Regions from separate parts of the Homo sapiens genome. Here regions 1 and 2 are each linked to region 3. Evidence: chromatin contacts called from ENCODE Hi-C or POLR2A ChIA-PET data. All regions are on one chromosome and are shown on one strand. The core of a region is the stretch at or near the end of the contact, and the rest is flanking DNA. Distances in the headings are between cores, read along the strand shown.

What was found. Hi-C counts contacts between places; a loop is a spot of excess contacts on that map. ChIA-PET counts read pairs that join two places held with the same protein, here RNA polymerase II (POLR2A). Pooled maps may share reads with other maps.
Region 1: a loop to region 3 is called in a pooled map, with 1.9 times the contacts of the local background. The contact joins two enhancer-like sites. A Hi-C loop is called at or near these places in 2 of 50 pooled maps. POLR2A ChIA-PET finds 5 or more read pairs at or near these places in 2 of 52 experiments (BJ and HEK293).
Region 2: a loop to region 3 is called in a pooled map, with 6 times the contacts of the local background. The contact joins two enhancer-like sites. A Hi-C loop is called at or near these places in 2 of 168 maps with a recorded cell type or tissue (cardiac septum and gastrocnemius medialis) and 6 of 50 pooled maps. POLR2A ChIA-PET finds 5 or more read pairs at or near these places in 1 of 52 experiments (activated T-cell).

Annotation. Positions count from the first base shown.
Region 1 is chr2:217,666,394-217,669,552 of GRCh38, reverse strand. The region is part of intron 2 of DIRC3 (disrupted in renal carcinoma 3); the gene reads left to right. Among named protein-coding and RNA genes, the nearest start is that of DIRC3, 120 kb to the left of the region's middle. RefSeq lists an enhancer at 3,054-3,103. Within about 2 kb of position 1,797, at least 5 of the 41 ENCODE cell types and tissues checked have a DNase peak (open chromatin) inside an H3K27ac peak, as active enhancers do.
Region 2 is chr2:217,609,217-217,612,288 of GRCh38, reverse strand. The region is part of intron 2 of DIRC3 (disrupted in renal carcinoma 3); the gene reads left to right. Among named protein-coding and RNA genes, the nearest start is that of DIRC3, 180 kb to the left of the region's middle. RefSeq lists an enhancer at 1,946-2,653. Within about 2 kb of position 1,793, at least 3 of the 41 ENCODE cell types and tissues checked have a DNase peak (open chromatin) inside an H3K27ac peak, as active enhancers do.
Region 3 is chr2:217,091,675-217,094,696 of GRCh38, reverse strand. No RefSeq gene overlaps it. Among named protein-coding and RNA genes, the nearest start is that of DIRC3-AS1, 190 kb to the left of the region's middle. Within about 2 kb of position 1,729, at least 2 of the 41 ENCODE cell types and tissues checked have a DNase peak (open chromatin) inside an H3K27ac peak, as active enhancers do.

The DNA of each region.
Region 1 (3,159 bases), core at 548-3,047, 570 kb before region 3:
CACTGAGCCTGGGCTAGCCAGCAGGTGGGTAGTAAGGTAGAGACAGTCCTAGCCTTAGACCTGGGTGAATGGCACCCCTGCCCTAGGTCTCACACTTAAGAAGGCCCTACACTGGCTGTTTTCTTCTTACATCCTTCTCAGGGGGCAACATCAAGGGATTTGCCTCCCTGAAACCTATGGTTTGCACCAGCTTCTAGACCATGTTCCTAGTACCCAACTCCTTGAAATCCTTGCTCAAATGGCCCTGAGCCTTCCCTGGGTCTATCCTCTCAGGGTGGACTACACTGCCAGTGTACAGATCCCTAGATCCCAGAGATGGCCAAGAAGAGGCTATTTGTGGGGTCTGGGGGTTGTGGACAGAGCTTGGGTGAACAGCCCATGGTAATCACATGTGTGTGTGTAAGGAACTAAGGAAGGGGGAAAAAGAGAGGTAAATCATTGGCCAGGGGGCAGGGGCTGTGGATGTGGGCAATGATGGACACTTCCAAATCCAAATCTAGCCATTGAGATCACTATGAAGTTTTTTTGTTGTTTTGTTTTGTTTTGTTTTGTTTTTGAGGAGATGCTAAAATAGTACAGAAAGCTCTTGCATATCCTTTACCCAGATTTCCCTAATTTTAACATCTTAAACAGTCATGGTGCCATTATAGAAATAAATGAACACTAGTATGATACTATTAAATAAATGATAGATTGAAAATTAGTAGCTAATGCCTAAGCCAGAAAGGCCCTCATCTTGAAGGGGATGACTTCCACAGCTAGAACTGGGGTCCTGGAGTTTGGGATTTCTAGGCACACAGAACTGACTCTTGTCAGTAAACCTATGATCATGGGAAGCCAGAAGCCCCTCCCCACCAGAGGGGTCCTTAGAGGTCCACTTAGTGGCGTTACATTAGCCCAGTAACATCCCGATATTCTCTTCAGCTCCCTGATTCCACCACGTGCGATTTGATGACAGAGAAAATAGCGTTCTCCAGGGCTTAGATACATTTCATGAGAAGCCCATGGGGTCTAAGAATCAAGAAACTTTGACTATTAGATTGTATTAGATTTTAGAATGGATTAGATTACACAATACAGGTGATTGAAGAAGCCAAGTGATGTATCCACATGTACACACATGCAAGTTCTCATCTTTTTCTTCTTAATTCCCCTGTCTCTTTGCCTTGCTTGCCACCTGCTCAAGAGTGAAGAGCGTTAGACAGCAGTGAGGAGGTCCTGGTCCTCTGTTCTGAGCTCAGTGACCTTGGGCATGCCGTCTGGTCTCGGGCAAATAACTTCACCCTTTGGCCTCCTACCTGACACCTGAGAGGAGACTGACCCAACACTCTTTAAGATTTCTTTCACCTCTGACTTTTTTTTTGTATTTTCCCTTCTCTATTTGTGATTTTTATTCTACTCACCCTTCTCATTCTCACGTTCTTCTCATTTTTCTCTCGCCTTTCCACTGTTATTTTTCTGCTTTTCTTGAACTTTCTCCTGTTTCTCCACCATTGCTCCTCTCACCCCATTCCTCTCTTCCTCCACCTCTTTTTAACTCCCACCTTCCTCTTTTCCCACTTTACATTTCTTTCTCTTCCTTATCCCTCCCCACATTTCTCGTCCCTCCATTTCAGTATAATCTTTCTTATATACAAGGCCTTTATGGCCCACCAAATTCTTGTGACAATTATTTCCAATGAGAGAGGAAAAAAAGAGGGAATTAAATCATAGTATTGGCAGCTGGCATTTTGCTTCCGTCACAGAAAAATGTCCCCGGCTTCCTTGAATATTGAAACACTGATGAAGAACAGATTTTCTCTGGCAGTGCAAATTCCCCTCTGTCCAAGTTTGGCAGAGGGACTGCCTTGCTTGATGTTATTATAGGCGTTTCAATTCATTCCTTGCTTAGTAGAGTTGGAACACATTTCAGCCAACCCCTGTATTGATGTAAAACTGTTTTTATTTGCAATGTGAGTGTATTAAAAATATATATACATTTCCACTGATTTCTGGCACTGGAGCAGCTGGGATCTGATGACTTCCAGCAGGAAGGCCTGGGTTTTCCACCCTACCTCCAAGGGGAGAGTGCTGGAATTTAGAAGCTCCCTTTGTCCCCACCTTCTTGTTAGACTTCACTGACTTTAATAAACATTTTCTTTTCTTTGGATTCCTCAGTGACATAGAATCAGATGGATGTCAATTGTCTGGGGTTTTCCAGAGGTCATCCTCTCTAGCCCCACATTGACAAGGGGTCTGAATTGGGCAGGGTCTGAGTGAGCTGTTAGGGATGATGCAAAGAAAAGGGGAGAAGTCAAACATGAAAAAATGTACAGATACCGAGATGTAGTGATTTCACTGTAATTCTGTTCATGTACAGGAGGACACAAGAGTGAATGGGTGATGAGTGAGGAGATACAGAGACCGGCTGGCAAGCTGGGTAGAAGAAGCTATGAAGGAGGCAGAGGTAGTTTGCTTGATGGGAGTGCTGGAATGTTTGGGAAGGCCAGAAGCAATGGCTAATGTCAGAGAGCTGCTCTTTTTTGGCAAGAACTGTATCCCTTCTGACAGGGTAGATTCATTCTTTTGTTGTCAAGTACTTCCTTCTCTAAACCTCCCCATCAGGCACACCTGGATGCAAGCTCTTTGGGTCAGAGCCACAGCTATCATGTTCATAGAATTCCAGAGTTGGCAGAGACCTTAGAAACCACCTAGTCCAAGGGTTTTAACCTGGAGCTCCTGAGAATTCTAAGAATGCCCTGAAATGAATAATGAAATTGCCTAGGTGCCCATCTTCCCAGGGCATGAAGGGAAGGCATAGCTTTCCTACAGGTCATTCCTGGAGGACACTGGGATTAAAAAAGGCTTCAAACCATTGGAATAATTCAGTCCCCACATTGAATATCTGGGGGAACTGAGGACTAGCAAGGTGATGTGGCTGCACTGAGGCCTTGTAGAGGGTTATTGTAATGCTTTCCATTTACAGATGATGAAACGGGTCTGGGGAATTTCAGTGACTCAGAAAGTTAGCAGAAGAGCTGGGCTAAAGCTGGTGTCCCAGCCCTCAGTCCAGGGGCCTCTTTCCTACATCACCATCTTTCCTCCTAGGCTACTGCTGCCTCCTTAGGTCTCCTCGTTTATATCAGGCAACAGCAATGGCTGCCTGTACCAGACTTCCAC
Region 2 (3,072 bases), core at 544-3,043, 520 kb before region 3:
CCTGGAGGGCAGCTAAACTGAATTACAGAGAAGAGGTATCCCAGGTCACAAGCACGTCATGGCTAAAGAAGGTGGGAGAGAGGTAGGGGTCACACAGACATTATCTTCTAGAAAACTCCAGAGGCACTTCAGGCTCAGGGGAGGCAATTTTGATCCGTCCATGGAGGAATGTTTATAATCCAGAGTTGTTCCACTGTGAAACATGCTGCTTAGTGAGGTAGTGAGCACCTTGTTGGTGGAGGTGATCAAGCAGAGGCTGAAGCACCAGCAGACAGGCTCGCTCCTGCGTAAGAGTCCATGACTCAGCAGAGTGAATATCCCCCAGGCCCAAGATCCGCTGGGCTCAGAAGCTGTCCTTTGTCCGTGGTCCTGGCCTGGCTCAGATGCTGCATCTGAGGCCCAGGAAGTGCAGGCCCTAGGCCAGTCCCTGCAGTGCCTTGCAGAGTGTGTGCACCTGCCAAGACTTCTGCCCAGGTCTCCATCAACCACCGCCTGGATGAATCTCCAGATGGTGACATCCACCTAGCTTTTTGTGCTACTTCCTCCATCACTGCCCCCAAGTCCACAAAGCTACTGATTGTACTTTTACCCTCAGAAAAGACACATATTGGAGGAAAGGGGCTTTAACCTTCTCCCCAAGCCCCTACACAGAGCCTGCTTTTGAATGGTAAAGTTGGAGAAGGGAGTTTTTCATCTGTTTCCTGGTATGAGACCCATTGGATTGAACGCTGGGCAGGGCAAGAGTGAGAGTGAGCAGGGAAGGGCAGACAGACCTGTCTCATGTCTGGATATGCACCCCAATCCACAGTGGAGCTAGGAATGGGCAAAGTTATCTCTACCTCGCACAGCTCCCCGAGGCCACTAGCTAAGAGAGCACGTGTGAAGTGAGCTCCCTGCAGCTCCACCTGGGCCTTCCCCCTGGGGCCTGTGTCTATCTGTGACTCTAGGGTGGGCTGGTGTGGTTGAATGCTGCACTGGTTGGGGCTGGCGGTGAATTTGGAGGGCTATGAGCCTGTGGACCTTCTCAGAGGACAAAAATGAGGCCTGGAGAGTCCCACAGGGAGCTGGTGGCAGAGCCTGAGCACCTGTGTGCCCTGTGACTTCATGCTCCTTCTATCATGAGAGGCTGGCAAGATGTCCCTGCTGTTCCCTGGGCTGTGTGAACAGGATCCTAAAACATCTGACTGCAAAGGACACCCCTAATTCTCTGGCCCTTCTCCCATTGTGCAGGTGAGGAAATTGAGATTCAGAGAAACAAAATGCTTGGAAAGATGAAGTGACTTGCTCCACATACACATGGTGTTAAGGGTAGGCTCAGGTCACCTGCTCCAACCTCCCTGTCATCCCAAACTGGTAAGACAGCTTTCCTTAGAGCCCCATGGCACCAGACTCATGTAAGGCTAAAAACAACCAAACCAAATTTTCCACCGTACTTTTCCGTTTTCTCAAAGTATTTTCACAGTGCGATCTCATTTCCTCCTCACCTCAGTCCTCCCAGCAAGCAAAAGCTCCTAACAACAGGGCTTAAAGGTTTCCGTTTTGTAAGACACCACCCACGCACAGGCTGTGAGGGCCGCTCTGTGCCAGGCACTGGGTATGTTTGCACACCTGGTGAGCAGGAGGGTCACCTCCTCAGTGGCTCAGGGCGTCATGCAGACAGCTTGGTCACTTGTCTGTCATCCATGTCACTCAGCAAGTCACTGGCAGTCTTCAATCCTTGTCCCTGATGACTGGCTGCCTGGTCTCAGAGCAGGTGGGGCCCCCTGAGTGACGTTGTAAATGAGTGAGACTTCCCACAGGCCCAGAGAGAGGCATTTTCTGCAGCGTCAGGAGGTTTCTGCCACCAGGCAGTTGTCAGCCTTTTAGAATGTGTGCTGTGACCTTTGGCAGATGTCGAGCTGGGTGGGATGGAGCAGGCAGGTGAAGCCATCACCTGCACTGTGCGTGTTGTCACCTTGTATGATTGATTATAAAGGAGCGACCAGGACACCAGGTTGCCACATTCTCCCTCTTGTCCCTCCTTAGTGTCCAAGAGTTGAAGAGTCTCAGGGCTGGGAGGGCTCTGGGCAGAGGCAGGGCCAATGCATCTCCTCCCCCTCATGGTCCTGGCACAGTGTCTGTACAGCCAGGGCTCTAACAATGCCACATGTTGAGGCCCAGCCTCTTCCTGCAGGCAGCACCTGCAGCCTCTTCCTGCAGCCCACAGTCTGCCCTCTCCAGGGCTACATTCACCACCTGCTGTCCTCCTGAGCCTATGCATCCCCTGCCCAGGTGTGCATGCAGGACCTTGTGTAAATCATCTCGGATACAGGGAGATCCAGCCCACACTCCAGGAAGGCAGTGCCCACCTTCCCCTGCACCTGCTCCATCACCTCTCCCACACTCACTGTCCAGAAACTCCCTGTTGCTGCCTGAATCCCACTGGCTGAAGGCGAGTATTTCTTTGTCCTCTAGCCCCCCTTCCTCACCACTTAGATAAGCAGCAGCATGTGGCTCCAGAGCAGAGTGGGCGAGACCCTGGACCTGGCCGTAGTTCTCATGCTGCCTGTCTTCGCTCATTCTTCCTTAAGGACGGTCACCTTCGTTTCCACCTACAAAGCTCTTTGCCAGCCACAGCTCACTTGGGGTTTTATCTGTGAAGAATGTTGAGATGGGATTTATACAGTGGGGAGGAACAATCCAGTAAAGAACAGATACTCACAGAGGTTAAGGGACTGAGCCCATGTCACAAAGCTAGTGGGAAGCAGGGTGGGGTCCTGGTCATTTAACTCCCACTAGGGGCACTTGCCCTCTTGTGTCTTTTCTCGCTGCCCCATGCAGCCTTCCTCCTTCCCCTTGGATTCTTGTCTAGTCCTCCACCTTCATGGCTGCCTTTAGTTTCCACCCACGTCCCTTCCCTTCCTGAATCCCACCTCCCTAAGCACTATTGACAGAGTGGTCCACTTCAGCCATCGAGGGACGCACATGTGTGTGCACACATACACACACACACACACACACACACACACACACACAGACTGAGCACACAAAAAGCAAACAACACCCTGAGGAAGAGAGGGACAAGAGAAAAAC
Region 3 (3,022 bases), core at 480-2,979:
GAACCAGTCCCCGGTGTCAAAAACATTGGGGACCACTGCAATACATTATTATTCACTCTAGTCCCCACACTGTACATTAGCTCTCCAGAATTTACACATCCTGCGTAAGTGAAACTTTGTATTCTTTCACCAACCTCTACCCAATTCCCCTATGCCTCCACCCCTGGTAACCACCATTCTACTCTCTGCTTCTATAAATTTAACTCTTTTAGATTCCACATATAAGTCAGATCATGTAGTGTTTTTCTTTCTGTCCATGGCTTATTTTACTTGGCATAATGTCCTCCAGGTTGTCACTAATGGTAGGATTTCCTTCCTTTTTAAGGCTGAATAATTTTCCTATATATATGAATAAAGACATTGTGGCATATATATACCACAATTTATTGTATTTGTCTACCAACAGACATAGGCTGTGTTCATAATTTGGCTATTGTAAATAACAATACAATGAACTTGGGAGGGCAGATATCTCCTTAAAAACTGATTTAATTTCCTTCAGATATATACCCAGAAATGAAATTGCTGGATCATATGGTAGCTCTATTTTTATGGAACCTCCATACTCTTTTCTATAATGGCTATATCAAGCTCCATTCCCACCAACCGTGTATAAGTATCCCCTTTTCTCCACATCCTCACCAACACTTGTTGTCTTTTGTCCTTCTGATGACAGCTATTCTAACAGGTGTGAGGTGATAGCTCATTGTGGTTTTGATTTGCATTTCCATGATGATTAGGGATGTTGAACATCTTTTCTATACCTATTGGCCATCTGTATGTCTTTTTTGGAAAAATATCTATGTCTTTGTAAGTACTTTTTTGCCTATTTTTTAAGCAGGTTATTTATTTCCTGTTGAATTGTATGAGTTTCTTATCTATTTTGGATATGAACTCTGTCAACCCTCCATATCCTTGGGTTCCAGATCTATGGTTTCAACCAACCTTGGAAAAAATATTCAGAAAAACAACATTGTTGCATCTGTAATGAACATGTACAGACTTTTTTCTTGTCATTATTCTCTAAATAATACAGTATAACAACAACTTATATAGCATTTACATTGTATTAGGTATTAAAAGTAATCTAGAGATGATTTAAAGCATACAGGAGGACATGTGTAAGTTAATGTAAATACTATTCCATTTTATATAAGGGACTTGAACATCTGCAAATTTTGGTATCCACAGGGGTCCTGGAATCAATTTTTGTGGATACTAAGGGATGACTATATATGGTTCTGTCTTCTTAGAAGGACATCAGTAATGTTGGATTAGGGCCCACCCTAATGATTTCATCTTTACTTGATTTTATTTGCAAAGACCCTATTTTCAAATAATGTCACATTCACAGGTACCGGGGATTAGGACTTGAACATATTTTTAGGAGACAACACAATTCAGCCCCTAACAGCTACCCGCTTCCCCTTCATCACTTGCAAACTCACATGCAAGCAAGCACACAGCCACACAGCCACACAGCCACACAACCACACAGCCACACAACCACACAGCCACACAACCACACGGCCACACGGCCGCACAGCCGCACAGCCGCACAGCCGCACAGCCGCACGGCCGCACGGCCACACAGTCGCACAGCGGCACGGCCACACGGCCACACGGCCACACAGCCACACAGCCACACAGCCACACAGCCACACATGGCCAAGCCTTGCCTGCTGCAGAGGCAGTGCTGAGAGATAGGCTTGGCCATTAGCCTGCAAGCAGCTTCTGGCTCTGGGCTGATTAGCCATCTGACTGTGAGCAGGCCACATACTAATCCCATTTCTGAACAAACAAGGACACTGAGGCTTTTGAGAGTTTATCTAGCTGACCAAACACACAAGGAAGTTATGAGGATGGAATAAAGTACACTTGTGAAAATAAGCTGTAAAACCTGGGAAGCTGTACAAATGTGATGGAAGTCCTCATTTTCCAGGTCACTGTGACCTTTATGATGAGATAAAATCTTATATTTAAGAAGGTAGAACCAGAAATGTTGATTTTTTTTCCCCAGTGACAGATCACTTCCTTCTTTTCCAGTTTCTTCCAGAATCCAGAACTCTTCCATAAAATCCCAAGCATGTTTTTCCTGGAGCCCTTGTTTCCTCAATCACTGTTCCCTCCTGGGATTCTGAGAATATCCCACCTTCATGCCTGATATGTATGTACAAGGAACTTAGAAGAGCTTTTGCTCCCATTTCTGAGGGATCCATCTAAGTCAGAAAGTGGTTGGACGTTAGCCGCAAAAAAGACCTGTCTATGGAGCTCAGTTCTGACCATTTAGGAAGTCTGGCCACTGGGGAAGGACCAGAGGCACTGCAGTCCTAGAACTTGAGGACAGTTCAGTGTTCAATGCTATGGAATGGAGATGTATCCCTTTTTCCATGCCCTCCTGCCATCCTCTGCTGCACTTGCCACCCTGAAACCAGAATGATTGTTCTCAAACCCAAACCTGATCATGTTTCTCCCCTGCTCAAAAGTCATCAGTGAGTCCCTATGACTTACAGGGTAAAACACACCACTCTTGTCATGACTTGTCAGCCCTTCATGGCTTCGCCTGTCTCCACCATCAAGCCACATCTCTCCCCATGGATTTTCAGTATATCTGTGAAGATCTATTCTCTGTTTTCTGGATATGCCAGCCTCTCACCATTCATTTCCGTTTTATATTCTAGTCTTTCAATTAGAAGGAAAACAAAACATAATCATGTCTGATATTTTACCCCCAGATGCGGATCATGGCCCCATGCAGCCCAGGGGATTTGTGAAACTAAAGGTAAATTTTTTCTTTTTGGTCATTTTCAATCCACTTTCCCATGTTCTGCCTCCATTAGAGCAGGTGTTCAACTCCATCAGCTTCTGGGGTTCCTTCTACATTTTTGCAGCTGTTGTTGTTGTTGTCAGATCATCCCTCAGATTAGAGTCCAGATCACATGGACCTGGGAGAATGGAAAGTGTGTACACCCTGTGTGAACACCCACACAATGACAATAAATCATAGTAAGCGACATCAGCA